Linked DNA regions of Homo sapiens: region 2 is linked to region 1. The links are chromatin loops, found by intact Hi-C in ENCODE. Cell type or tissue: mammary epithelial cell. All regions are shown on one strand.

Region 1 (2,500 bases):
GTAAGTGGGGACTTTATTTAGATAAATTGACAACAGCAAAGTGCCACCCCACTTCACCCCAACATTCATTAAGGATTTGCTGTGTCCCAGAAATTATACTCTGGTGGTTATACACATTGCCTCATTATATCCTTAAAACTGCTTTTTGAGACAGATAGGATTGTGATTCCTGTAGCAATCTTGAAACTGGACTCAGAGAGGGTAGGAAGTTTGTTCTAAGGCGCACAGCTATGACCAGCACAACTGAATCTTACCTTAACTCACATCAAAGCCTCTGAGCTTAAATATTAGGCTATTTACCATGGCTGTGAGAGACGGGGAACAAAAAACAGTGTTTAGTTAAATCAACAGCTATGTTTACACTCTCTGTATAAACAGTGCAATGTCCTCAAAGAAATCACACAAGAAGGAACAGTAACTCCTGCCAACACACTGGTAAACTTGGCTCTGCCAAAACTATTAGCTCTTGTTTTCACTCATCAATGTCTTATGTTTCTTTTGCCATCATCTTTTTTTATTCATTAACCCCAGAGCCTCAACTATCTCTCATTTAAGATAATTGTTCTTATAGTTTTCCAGAAAAACCCATTTCTCCTTTTACTTTTTCCTAGTATCTCTTCCCATAAAAGGCAATGCCCCTAAATTTGTATCATTCCAGGCATTAGAGAACCAAGCTCAGAAACACTTATAAGATTTTTAAGGTTATCGTTCTCCCCCCAAAACACATGCACATTACCTTTGCAGAGTTATTATTCAAAATATAGACTTAGAAGCTCTCTGGGCTATAGTCAGCTGGTAATTAATTATAATGACTTCAAGGTATGTTAAATTTGTACGGGGGTGGGGAGAGGGTCACTTGCAGCCTCAAGAGGACAGAGCACACCGTGAACCAGTTCTGGAACCTGCTTACAGATCTCAAAAGTTCCTGCAGCAGGAGGGCTAATGACATTCTCCCTTCTAGAAAAGCAGAGTGACTCAGGATACAGATGTTCCGCCTACCCTGCATTTGTAATTATGAGCTGGCTGTGGTACTTCCCAGGGAGTCTTTGAATCATCTGTTCTTGCAATTTATCTTGCCGCTGCTCTTTTTAGAACAATCTAGGACATGTCAGCTGAAAACATGTACCAGTTGCTTGCAAAGAAAAGAATGGCTTTTTGTGTGGGGGTGGGGGACACAGAGCGTTCTCTTCCTCCCTCTCTGCTGGGGAACATGGTAGGCAGAATGAGCTAATAATTCTCAGAGAAAAAAATATGAGCCCTGAAGAACCCCAATGCCTAGAGAGCACGAAGTGAAGGTAGCTTAATGTTAGTCCTGGTGTGTATACAATGAGGGCCAGAGCTTCAGGAAGACGTGCTAATTTCACTTTAATTAACACATACTAATGCAAAGGAGATGAACCAGAGAAACTTGAATTTGCAGGCAGACTCATGAAACAAAAGTAAACCTGGTACCTATTGTGAAATCATCTTTGGTGCAGTGTGGCTCAGGAATGTGCCACTCCTGATACTTTTTTTCATCTGCACGTGAGTGTCTGGACTCTGGATTCAGAAAAACAGATGGAACTTTAGGTCAGATGGGTTCCTGAGTCACCCCGACACAGGGGGCAGGCTGTATTTTAAAAATTTGTTGAGTATTTATTTGTACAAAGCATTCTGTAAGGCACTAAACCGTAGTTTCTGCTCTAGTCTTCTTTCAATGACGGGTTCTGGGAGGGGTGATGGAAGCAGAAGTGATAGTTATTTATGTCACAGACTTTGAGAGCAAAAACGTACTTCAGAGGAATGCTTCTCAAAGATTTCTCAAATGCAGGTTCATGGACTAGTGATAATTATGAAATTAACAATTTGGACAAAATGAGAGACAAAGAAACAAGGTGAGCTTTGTATAAAGCTAAATGTGTTCAGTTGAAAAAATTTTTTTTCTTTAGAACATGTGTCCTACTTTTCTTATTTTTAAAAGACCATTTCATGGTGATTTTAGGGGAATAAGACCATTCTCCTTTACCCTCTCATTTCTGCCCCCTTTTCTGCCAGAGGAGAAGCACCTCAAGAAACTGACATCCAGATGGGAATCAAAGTCCCATTTTTGACCTAGTTAAGCCCTGCTTCCAGGCCAGCTCTCGTGAAGCTGCGATATGGACTTTTAGTTGGCAGGCCTGAGGGCAGCCTTCTACTTTCTCCCCTGAAACCAGATTCAGACAGGTCCCTTCTACAAGGTCCTTCTGACTCATTCCTGGTCACGGGCAGAGGGGGTGGAGCAGAAAGTGAATTACAGATTTGCTGAGGTCAGCCCTGCTCAGCTTGCTGGCTACACAAAGATAAAGACATTTACAGGTAACACTGACTCTGTACCTTGCCCACTGGGGAACCATGCACTGTGATGCCAGCCCTCACTCATCAGATTCAGTACTTCTCTTCCTTTTGGATGGCAGGGAAGTGGAGTGGAAGCTTTCCTCCCCGCATTGGTCTAGAGGTAGAAGTGTGCGGGGAGGAAGATCTT
Region 2 (2,500 bases), 360 kb after region 1:
GGGACAGCAGCAGCAGCTGCAGGAGGAGGGGCAGGACTCACCTTGCCCATGCAGGCCTGCAGGAGGAAGCAGGGGAGTGGGAAGGAGAGGGTCACAGCCGAAGGGATTCTTCAGTTCCAGCAGCCCATGAACTGGCAAGAGGAAACAAAAGGGGAACAACAACGCTTCTGTGGGATGAAAGGCTGGTGAAGCAGAGCGGTTGAAGGCTTGGTCTGGAAGCTGGTTATGATAAAACTTTCACATGGTTGGGAAGAAACCCTGGGCCTCACTTGCTGTGTCCCCCAAATGTTTCTTTCCCTTCCCAACTTGGAAATAAATGAAGGCACTGTGTGGGGTTCTCTGACATTCACTATCTCATAGTCAAGCCTCACAAATCTTAGGACCGTTTTACAAAAGGGGAGATTGAGGCTCACAGAGATGAAGTAACTTGCCGAGGGCATAGGGTAGGGTCATAAGCCCAGGTCTCGGGGACGTGCCTGGGCAATGGCAGAAAGTCCCCCTTGCGCTTTTCTTGGGTAGTAATGTAGATATTCTTAATGTCAAAGGGCATCTTCCTCCTCTTGTGACACAAACACCAAGTGCTTAATTTGGAAACTGTCGTAGACACTAAAATCCACTGTCTCATTTGTTCCTCATGATCTTGCAAATTAGCTATCATTACCCCATTATCTGAAGCAAACTGAAGGGACTTCTCCAAGGACACACAGCTATGTCATGCTGGAGCCAGGATTCAAACCCAAACCCATTTTGCCCATGCTCTGGTCTACTGCACTATCCTGCCTTCCTCATGGGAGAAAGGGCTCCTCCCACTGACTCCCTGCCCCCCTTTTGGCTCTGCCCACGAAAGGAGGTGCATTGCACCCATGCAACAATGCTCATTGCTCATTACTCACGGCCTCCCAGGCCTCCCAGTGATTAAGCCCTTAGAACTTCCCTTCGGCCGCGGGTGACATCATTGCATAATTAAGGTGACTGTGATGCCCAACTGCGTGCACCAAACAAAGGTTCCTTGTTTTAATTTATCATCCCAGCTCTCCTTGTGCAAGACTGAGCTCCAACTGGTAATTAAGGGAGACGGTTTAACCTGGCTGAATGAGAGCAGGGCTTGGGGCAAAGTGGCAGAAGGGTGACCCAATGTCAACTCTTAATTTGATATGGTAATGAGGATACCAATAAAAGATAATAAGGAGTAGGCTTACCCCAGAAAGAGGAGAGCTCAACACTAATCTGAAGCTTTCCTTTTATGTAATTTTCTTGCCAAGTAGCTAAAAAGATTTTTTTGTCTTCTTTTATTTCTCAGCTGACCCTTTGATGGAGCTACTACTGAGCAGTCACATGCCCTGAAGTTGGTCACTTTCTACCCAGAGCATCGTGTTAATGCACATAGATTCTGCAACACAGGCTACAAAGATTCAAAGACAGCTTTGCTGTTTGCTAGCTTTGTGACCTCAAGCAAGTTACTGAAATTCCTGTCCCTCCGTTACTGCATCCATAAAAGGGCAGTTGCAAAACTAGTACCTGCCTCATCAGGGTGTTGTGGGGTTGAAAGTGAATTAATATGTGTTCGGTCTCGAGGTCAGTGCCTGTTGCATAAGCACTTTGTATCTGTTATTATTGCCTTCAAAACTCTCTTCACTGTCTGTGTACGACTTTCCAGCGTCTTGCATAGATTAAGTGTTTAATAAATATCTCTTCATGACATTTTATGTCTTCCCCTCTTCCCTCTCTTTGTCCTTCTCTCTCCACAAATGGGGACCTCATTTCTACCTTCATACATAAAGGGAAATATGGAGCAGACCCATTAGTTTGCAAGTACAATGAGTTAGGAAGGGACTCGCCCCTCGTAGGGTGCAGAGGCCAGGTGAATAGCAACTTGGAGTATGGTAGCCGGATAGAGAAGTTGGTTGGGACATGGGCTTGTATTTAAAAAGCAGCTAACAGATGAGGTTTTCACTGTCTCTAGGAATTGACCAAGCCTGGGAGGAACAGTCCCTCCAGGGCCAGCAAGACCTCAGAGGTCAAAACATCAGAATGCAGAAAATGAAAGACATGGTTTACATACTCTCTTGCTTTCTCCCCTTCTGAGAACTGTCAGTTGCCTTAATATAACTTACATTCAGGAGACTCTCAAGGGAGGCTAAATTGTACAGCAAAGTTTGTTTTCTTTATTGAGCTGAGCTCCCTTGAACCCGCATAGCTACCTGGCCAGGATGGGGACTCAGACCTCACCAGGGTCTGCCAGCTGGGGCCAGGGCTGTGCCCTTGGGTGTCTCCTCGGAGAGGCATTCTTCACCTGCATCTACTTGTCTAAGTAACACCTCTCCTTTGGGGTGAACTGTAACCTGCCTCATCACTACCTTTCCCAGCTTCCCAACACTTTCCCAGTTACTTCGTTGTTTCCTCTCCTGAATTTCCAGACTATTTTTTCTATTCTTCTTCTTCTTATTTTTATTCCAATAGTTTTTGGAGTACAGGTGATTTTTGTTACATGGATGAGTTC

Evidence for each region. Hi-C counts contacts between places; a loop is a spot of excess contacts. Peaks named below come from ENCODE experiments on the same cell type or tissue, not always from the same donor. Only the 100,000 strongest peaks of a DNase experiment are listed, where the experiment ranks them.
Region 2: it touches region 1 in a loop (2.8-fold over the local background); 1 of 110 quality-filtered maps calls a loop at or near these places.

The regions. Positions count from the first base shown.
Region 1 is chr9:86,405,012-86,407,511 of GRCh38, forward strand. No RefSeq gene overlaps it. Among named protein-coding and RNA genes, the nearest start is that of TUT7, 52 kb to the left of the region's middle. In mammary epithelial cell, no CTCF peak of the experiment used is centred here; DNase peaks (open chromatin) are centred at 1,030, 1,520 and 2,230; H3K4me3 peaks cover 189 bases; H3K27ac peaks cover 1,938 bases.
Region 2 is chr9:86,766,156-86,768,655 of GRCh38, forward strand. No RefSeq gene overlaps it. Among named protein-coding and RNA genes, the nearest start is that of LINC02834, 59 kb to the left of the region's middle. In mammary epithelial cell, no CTCF peak of the experiment used is centred here; DNase peaks (open chromatin) are centred at 946 and 1,496; H3K27ac peaks cover 1,223 bases.